Linked DNA regions of Homo sapiens: region 1 is linked to region 2. Evidence: chromatin contacts called from ENCODE Hi-C or POLR2A ChIA-PET data. All regions are on one chromosome and are shown on one strand. The core of a region is the stretch at or near the end of the contact, and the rest is flanking DNA. Distances in the headings are between cores, read along the strand shown. Region 1 overlaps LITAF (lipopolysaccharide induced TNF factor). Region 2 holds the start of RMI2 (RecQ mediated genome instability 2).

Region 1 (4,352 bases), core at 301-2,800, 240 kb after region 2:
CTCCCAGGTTCAAGTGATTCTCCTGCCTCAGCCTCCTGAGTAGCTGGGATTACAGATGCCCACCACCACACCCGGCTAATTTTTGTATTTTTAGTAGAGACGGGGTTTCACCATGTTGGCCAGGCTGTTCTTGAACTCCTGACCTCATGATCCACCCACCTTGGCCTCCCAAAGTGCTGGTATTACAGGCGTGAGCCACCGTGCCTGGCTGGAAGATCTTAACTTAGGAGAGGAGACTGAAGGTCGACACCTGGTCACAAGCCATCACCTGCTCTTCTGAGGCTACTCTGAGACAACTTTCATCATTCAAGAGGCTTTTTATCTGCATTAACAAGGCAACCTTTGTTCACCATACATTTCCTCCCCTTACCCTTCTATAACCTATCACCACCTGCCTCCAGGAGCCCCAGGCCCCTATTCCTTTTTCTTTTTTATTTTGAGACAGGGTCTTGTCTGTCACTCAGGCGGGAGTGCGGTGGCACTATCTCGGCTCACTGCAGCCTCGACCTCCCAGGCTCAAGCGATCCTCTTGCCTCAGCCTCCAGAGTGGCTGGGATCACAGGCATGAGCCACCATGCCAGACTAATTTTTGTATTTTCTGTAGAGACAGGGCTTTGCCATGTTGCCCAGGCTGGTCTTGATCTCCTGGGCTCAAGCGATCCTCCTGCCTTGTCCTCCCAGAGTGCTGGGATTACAGGCATGAGCCACCACGCCCAGCCGCTTATTCCTTTTTCGTAGCTCAGGCACACTACATAAACTTCAATTATCTGACCTTGCTTTGAGTTTCACTTTCTGTGGGACTCCCACATTTATGCATGGAATAAATTTGTATGTATTTTCATCCGTTAATCTATCATCAGTTTATTTCATAGGCTCAATTATGGTACCTTCAGAAGGCAGAAAGAAAGTCTTCTCTCTCCCCTACATAGGCCAAGAGTAAGAAAAACTATAAGGTGAAATGGAATAGGCAGGTCTTACCCCAAAGCACTCAAGTTCAATTTAAAAAAACAAAATTTGAGTGCTTTGGGGTGAGGCTCATGCCTGTAATGGCAATACTTTGAGAGGCCAAGATGGATGGATCACTTCACTCCAAGAGTTTGAGACCAGCCTGGGTAACATGGCGAAACCCTGTCTCTACAACAAAAAACCACTAAAATTAGTGTGGTGGCTGAGGTGGAAGGATGGCTTGAGCTCGAGAGGGAGGTTGAGGCTGCATGGAGCTGTGATCACGCCACTGTACTCCAGCCTGGCCAACAGAACAAGGCCCTATCTCAAAAAATATATAAGTAAATAAAGTATATTTTGGTTAAATGCCAAAGACTAAGTGGGGGGTAAAGGAGAGTTTCTGACACTTCTAACTGATGAGGTGAAAAATAAAAAATAAAATAAAATAAAAAGATACCTAGAATTTCAGCAAAAGAACAGGTTTTAAAGGAATCTCCCAAACTCTGCCCAGCTGAATGCATATTTACACCTGACCACAAGTCCGCACTCCCCTCGAAAGGTATTTCACAGCTTCCACAAAGGAAGGACGACAAAATTGAGCTCACAGAAGTAGAGAAAAGAACTGTGGTTACTGGAGGTTACAAAGGGGAGGGGAAGAGAGGCTAGAGAGAGGTTGGTTGATAGGTACAAAGTTACAGTTCAATGGGAGGAATAAGTTCTACTGTTCTGTAGAACTGTAGGGTGAATATGGTTAACAATTATTCAGTGTATATTTTCAAATAGCTAGAAGAGAGAATTCTGAATGCTCACAACACAAAGAAATGATAAGTGTTTGAGGTGATGAACATGCCAATTACTCTTTGATCAATTACACACTGGAGACATATAAGAAAATATCACTCTTTATCCCATAAATGTGTATGATTATTATGTGTCAACTAAAAATAAAAGAGAAAATGGTCAATGGCTTTTTAAAGGGTTTGAAAACAAGAGCAAGATATAGTGAAATATCTATTTCACTCACAACGGAAAAAAAAAAAAAAAAAAAGAACTCCCCACAAAGCTTTAGCCACATGTGGGTGGTAAACTCTTCTAAAAATATATCCTCAAGCTGTGTATAGAACTGTTTTCTACATTTGGGTATCAGATCAACACATAAAAGGGCAAGGCCTTCAGAAAGATAAAGCGGCTTTTTAACTACCAACTTAATCCTCGAAGATCGATTCTTCCAGGAAGAAAAAGGAGAAATATTCAATTCTACTCTGGTCTCCATCTCCCAGCCCCCAGAAAAGAAACACTAAGCTAGGCCCATGAATATGTATATCGCAGAAATGACCCCAGAATAAAAAAAGGGATTCCTTAGGCAAAAGAAGGGCACTCACATGCAAATTGTCAGGTCCCCTAAGAAAATAGCCTAGTTTGTAAACAAGAAAGAGAACCAGCTGCGAGGGTCAAAAAGGTCTGGTCTTTTAGGGTCTCTGGAGAAAAACGTTATTTCCAATAATGGGAGCACAGTGGATCCTGACTATAATCAACTTTCAGGAACTATCCAAATTGTACACTTATTAAATTGAATATTGCTTAAAATTCTTAAACTAAGGAGGGTCACCTGGCAGGTTTTAAGCTACAATAATTCTGCAATACGGTTTTTGTTGTCATGGAATTTAACCTGTCTATCATTCCTGAAAATGTTCAAGGTGAATGGTGCGTCTTAAGCCATAAATGGTTAAGCAGGAAGGTAGACAAAAGGGGAAACCCGGACCTCCAGCTCTTTGGGAAAGGAAGCGAGAAATTGGCCTTTGGTTATTTGATCCCAAACAAATTCCAGTTTCAGTAGACCTCAGTAAAAGTACAGAAGCTCAGAGTGAAATATTTCAGAGAAATGTGTGCCAATTCCATCTTCTGAGTTCAGGCTGTTTCTGCAGGGCGGTATGTCCCACAAGTCAAAGATAAAGTTACCACAATCTTAAAGCCAGGTTCAAGCATGGCGTAATGACAAATCACAGTGATTTGTGGAATGGAAAATGCTTCCATCGGGGAGTTGGGCTGCTCCCCCACAATCAGAGTGGGCAGTTTTCCTCTGGACTCCTGGTGAAACCACATCCCTAGTTTCCACGTGAATCACAGTTTTTCATCAAACAGTGCAAGGAGATCATTAATAAGACTGAGACTGCATTAGGATACAAAATTGTATGAACGCTGATGACAATTTCATAGAAAACAGGCACAAAGACAAAAGACAGAAGCCGCCCGATAAGGACAGCCAGTGGTAGTTGTTTCGTTCTATAAGATTATGCCTTTCTTCTTTATCTTCCACACTTTAATATTTTTTAATAAAAAATTTCAAACTATCAGTGCATCATCTAGGAATAACCTCATGGATTCAAGTTTAAGGCAAGACATCATTAAGCTCTTAAACTTACCTGAGGCACACTGTCAATTAAATCTAAGGCTCCATGAGCTAAATAGCTTAAATTCTCCAACATTATTTTCTCTGAAGCCTCCAGCTTTGGATCCTGGTATATAAACTCCTACCTACTGCGAGGTGAGCAGAGAATTACCATCACATAGACACCCTCCAGAATGGTTCCTTTCTTGTGTCCATGCCTTAAGCTCTATGAAATTACACAATTCTTCTACTGAAATAACCTGCAGCCAAGGGACAACTTCATTAGCTACAAAGCTGTTGTCACCTGTGTCCAGAGTGTCAATCAATACAGGCTCAAACAACAAGATGAAATTATGAGGACCCTGGAAAATGCCACTTGACCTCAAATAACAATTCTTAGGCAAGTAAACATCAATCAAATTCAGAACAGACCATGGGTGGCCAAACAGACCCGGGAGACGTCAAAAATATGTGTGCTAAAGAAACACAGAACTAAGGAAGTCTATTTACCTGATAGACCGCCTCACCCACGGGGCTATTTTCACTGCTGTAAAAGCGAAAACAAATAGAGGACAAGTCACAGTGCCAAGAATACAGGACTTCCTCTTGCAGATCCTCTTTTTTCCACCCTCACTGTAGCTCTGGGGAAATTCCTATTCAGTGGGAGAAGTTTAAGTCACAAAACGGCACCAGCCCATTCTCAAAGTGCTATTATACACCTCTGAGCAGTGAGGATGGGTAATGTCAGCAAAATATGCACTGTTTATTTTCTTGAAAATTAACTTGGGCTGGAAACGCCTTCCAGCTCCTTCCTCTCAGTGGATTTTCCATTTACTGTCTTCAACCACCTGGGCTTGTCTGTACCTCTTCCACAGCTCTACTGAGACCCTCCTGTTTGTCTGAACTATGTCCTCATGTTCCTTCTGCCACATGTGCTCAGGCCTCAGTTTTTCCATGAAACTTTCTCTAACTTAGCTGCCTCCTTTCCACTGTTCTCAAGCCCTTTCTGGAGTTACAA
Region 2 (4,481 bases), core at 734-3,233:
TAGGACCTGGCTCAATTTTATAAAAATGAAGCTCTTGGCCGGGTGCGGTGGCTGACGCCTGTAATCCCAGCACTTTGGGAGGCTGAGCGGGCAGATCACGAGGTCAGGAGTTTGAGACTAGCCTGGCCAGTATGACGAAACCCCGTCTCTACTAAAAAATACAAAAATTAGCCAGGCGGGTGGCGTGTACCTGTAGTCCCAGCTACTCAGGAGGCTGAGGCAGGAGAATCACTTGAACCTGGGAGGCGGAGGTTGCAGTGAGCTGAGATGGCACAACTGCACTCCTGCCTGGGTGACACAGCGAGACTCCGTCTCAAAAAAAAAAAAAAAAAAAAATCAAGCTCTTGCTGAATACTCTCTGAATGCCTGGTACTGCAGGAGGCCCTGGGAACTCAAAGTTTCTCTTAAGAACTGACCTTGACTTTAAGGATTGCCTGATTTAGGATCTGTGGACTTTGCTGACTGGGGACATCCAATTTTTAGGGAGAGATTCCTGGGAATTTTATTTGAAGGATGCACAAAAAGATTTAGCTTTTACGGGTGGATCACGAGGTCAGGAGATCGAGACCATCCTGGCTAACACGGTGAAACCTCGTCTCTACTAAAACAAAGTACAAAAAATTAGCTGGGCGTGGTGGCAGGCACCTGTAGTCTCAGCTACTCGGGAGGCTGAGGCAGGAGAATGGCGGGAACCTGGGAGGCGGAGCTTGTAGTGAGCCCAGATGGCGCCACTGCACTCCAGCCTGGGTGACAGAGTGAGACTCCGTCTCAAAAAAATAAATAAATAAATAAATAAAAAAGATTTATCTTTTAAGTAGGTCCACAGTGGATATATTTATAAAGTGAAAAATTGGAAATAGCCTTAATGTCCAACTGTAGGATATTGGTTTAATATGTGATAAGACAAATCGAGTATTATGCAGTCATTCAAGAGGAAGCAGATGGATATTTGCTGATACAGAAAGATGTTCATTATTAAGTGAAAACAATATACAAAACACTATTTGTATATCAGTAATAGGCCAGGCATGGTGGCTCACGCCTGTAATCCCAGCACTTTGGGAGGCCAAGGAGGCAGGATTGCGTGATCCCAGGAGTTCCAGACCACCTTGGGCAACATGGTAAGACCCTGTCTCTACAAAAAATACAAAAATTAGCTGGACGTGGTGGTGCACGCCTGTAGTCCGAGATACTTGGGAGGCTGAGGTAGGAGAATCACCTATGCCCGGGAGGTGAACGTTGTAGTGAGCCGTCACTGTGCCACTGCACTCCATCCTGGGCAACAGAGTGAGACCCTGTCTCAAAAAAAATACACACACATATTTTAAAGCCTAAAGGCTAATATACCCCAAAATTAACAGTGGGTATCTATAAGCGGCTTTTACAATTATTTTCTTGTTCTACATTTTTCCCCTATTTTTTTTACAATAAATGTGCATTTCTTGTCTGAAAAATAGCAATATATTTTATTAACCTTAAAATTATTTGATGCTATTAAAATATAACTGAAAATAATAATAAAAGAAAAGGCAAGTTTGCCAGCTCTCCCCGTCTCCCTCCCCAGCCTTATCTCCTGACTGGATTCTTGCTCACTCCCAATAAACACGGACTCTTAATTCGTTTCAGTATTTACTAACCTCAAAACAAGGCAATGTAAAGATGAATAATCATACTCTGTAGGTGATCTGCATCCACGCCAAATTTTGAGATGCGTTGAAAGAGGAAGTTCTTTACCTCTCTGCCTTCAATTATTTATTCTCGTTTAACCCATTTCCTCCGTTCATTCCTAACTTGAGGGCGTTTATTTACTTTTATCTACGCATGCGCACTCCTGGCTGCTAGAGAGGGCCTCTTCGCCCGGCGGTCCCGCCTTCTGACGTCGACCATTGGCCGGCTCTGCCAGCGCGCTCCTGATTGGTGGCTGAGGGCCGGGCCCCGCTGCTTCTCAAAGTTGGCGGGAAAGCGGAGGCGGGGCGGAAGGGTGCGGCGAGGCGGAATGGCGGCGGCTGCGGACTCGTTCTCAGGCGGCCCCGCGGGGGTGCGGCTTCCGAGGTCGCCGCCACTCAAGGTGCTGGCGGAGCAGCTGCGGCGCGACGCGGAGGGCGGCCCGGGCGCGTGGCGGCTGTCACGGGCGGCGGCGGGCCGCGGGCCGCTGGACCTGGCGGCCGTGTGGATGCAGGGCAGGGTAGTGATGGCGGACCGCGGCGAGGCTCGGCTGAGGGACCCGAGCGGGGACTTCTCGGTCCGCGGCCTGGAGCGGGTGCCGCGCGGGCGGCCCTGTCTAGTCCCAGGTAATGCCCGGGCCTTACCGGGCGCCCTCTTCCCTGCTGCCCGCCGAGAAGTTGCCGAGGCCAGATTCGATCTTGTTGTTGACACTCGAACGGGGGCGGGGCGGGTCTGGCCCTCCTCCGGGCCTCTGCCCCTGCGGGTCCCCGCTTGGGTACCCTTGCTCCGGTCCCTCCTTGGTGAAGTTGATCTGATGATAAGCATCACCTGCCGTCCCTTTTACAAATACAGATTCCTGGGACTCTCCCACCCCTAGTGGGAATCTTCTGGGGAGGGACTCCGGCACCTTCGTTTGTCACAAGCCCCCTCTCCCAGTTGATATCCTTGTTTTGGGAAATACTGTCCTGGGAAACTTCTGCTCATCCTTAACGTCTCAGCTCAAATGTGCCTTTCTCAGGGAAGTCCTCCCTAGCCCCTAGGAACGGGAGACCCTCCTGTACTTCTCCTTAATTGAACTGTCTTGGGCTGTAGCTCACTCATGTTTGCCTCCTCTCTTTTTTTTTTTTTTTTTTTTTTGAGACGGAGTCTCACTCTGTCGCCCAGGATGGGGTGCAGTGGCGCGACCTCAGCTTACTGCAGCCTCCACCTCCCGAATTCAAGCGATTCTCATGCTTCAGCCTCCCGAGTAGCTGGGATTACAGGCATGTGCCACCACACCCGGCTAATTTTTGTATTTTTTAGCAGAGACTGGGTTTTGCCATGTTGGCCAGGCTGGTCTCGAACTCCTGGCCTCAAGTGATCTGCTCATCTCGGCCTCCCAAAGTGCTGGGATTACAGACATGAGCCGCTGCGCCCTGCCTGCTTCCTCTCTTAAACCACTGATGCTCAAACTTGAGCCAGCATCAGTCTCTCCTGGAGGGCTTGGTAAAGCTGGGATGGCTGGGGCTCCACCCTCAGGGTTTGTGAGTCAGGAGGTCCAGGTGGGGCTGGAAATTTGCATTTCTAACCAGCTCCCAGGTGATGCTGATGCTGCTGGTCTGGGGACCATACTTTCGACTTTTTAAATGTTTTATTTATTTGAGATAGGGGACTCACCGTGTTGCCCAGGCTGGCCCTGAGCTCAAGCAATCCTCCTGCGTCAGCCTCCTTGGGTAGCTGGGACTACAGGCCTGTACCACCACGCCTGGTTTGGGGGCCATACTTTGAGAACCACTGGGCCAGCCCAAGCTACTGGAGGGCCAGAGCTGTGTGGTCCTGACAACTGTATCCTCAGCATCTGGCCCAGTTCCTGACACATAAGTGCTCCAAGAACCAATAGTCTTGAGTGATAGGCAATGGGCATCCATCTCACTTGTTCCCTGGGATGTCAGTTGAGCACGTGTTGTACATCAGCCCCTCATGTGCAGTGTTGGGCTGCAGCCGAGACCTAGATAGAGTCTGCTGGGAGACAGGCAGTGAGCAAGTGTCGCAGAGGATCGCTGATCTTTGGGGAGCCATGAGGATGTGCAAGGTGCTGAGTGGCCCGGGGAGGCTTCTAGAGGATGTGAGGTCTAAGCTGAGGAGCTCTGAGGCTCCATGGGCCTTCCCTCACCTCAGCTCCCTCTCCTGGGAAATCAGGCCAAGATCACTTCATTCCTAAGGGCCCTTCCTGCTCAGTCTTGGAGTCTAACTAGAGGCAGATAGGGCTGTGGTCTGGCCTGAGCTGCTGTGGACTCGGAAAGGCTTAGGTCGAATTTCTGGTTCCACCCCTTCCCAACTGAGCTGCCTGGAGCACTCTTGTTAACTTTTCTGGACTTGTACTATTTTGTAAAAAGGAGCTAATCATTCCTGCGTGTTGTGTGGATTCAATAAGTAAACAACTGCCTTAGTACTGCACCTGGCTCACAGTGAGGATGCAAAATATCAGGACTCGTTTACTGCCACATGCTCCTGTTCCGTCTTCCCACTGCCTTACCCATCAGCCTTCCCTCTGTCTGCCTGCCCTCAGCCGCAGCGTTGGTCTAGGACAGGGTCAGCAAACTACAGGCCTCCTCTTTTCATGTGTCCTGCGAACTAAAAATGCTTTTAAAATTTTTATGTATTACTATTATTATTTTTGAGACAGAATCTCGCTCTGTCTCTCAGGCTGGAGTACAGTGACGCAGTCATGGCTTGCTGCAACCTCCACCTCCTGGGTTCAAGCGATTCTCATGCCTCAGCCTCCCGAGTAGCTGGGATTACAGGTGTGCACCACCACACCCGGCTAATTTTTGTAG

The links. A loop is a pair of places that touch in the nucleus more often than their neighbours do. ChIA-PET counts read pairs that join two places held with the same protein, here RNA polymerase II (POLR2A). Pooled maps may share reads with other maps.
Region 1: a pooled map shows a loop between it and region 2 (4-fold over the local background). The contact joins the enhancer-like site here to the promoter of RMI2 in region 2. A Hi-C loop is called at or near these places in 5 of 50 pooled maps. POLR2A ChIA-PET finds 5 or more read pairs at or near these places in 4 of 52 experiments (HCT116, activated B cell, activated T-cell and 1 more).

The regions. Positions count from the first base shown.
Region 1 is chr16:11,580,346-11,584,697 of GRCh38, forward strand. All of the region lies in intron 1 of LITAF (lipopolysaccharide induced TNF factor), which reads right to left. Among named protein-coding and RNA genes, the nearest start is that of LITAF, 4.4 kb to the right of the region's middle. Within about 2 kb of position 1,551, at least 4 of the 41 ENCODE cell types and tissues checked have a DNase peak (open chromatin) inside an H3K27ac peak, as active enhancers do.
Region 2 is chr16:11,343,476-11,347,956 of GRCh38, forward strand. RMI2 (RecQ mediated genome instability 2) reads left to right here and starts at 1,984. Exons shown (of 2, transcript NM_152308.3): 1 at 1,984-2,291. The coding sequence starts at 1,997. All of the region lies in intron 1 of LOC105371082 (a long non-coding RNA gene), which reads left to right. LOC105371083 (a long non-coding RNA gene) reads right to left here and starts at 1,737. Exons shown (of 2, transcript NR_135174.1): 1 at 1,638-1,737. RefSeq lists silencers at 2,053-2,212, 2,233-2,312.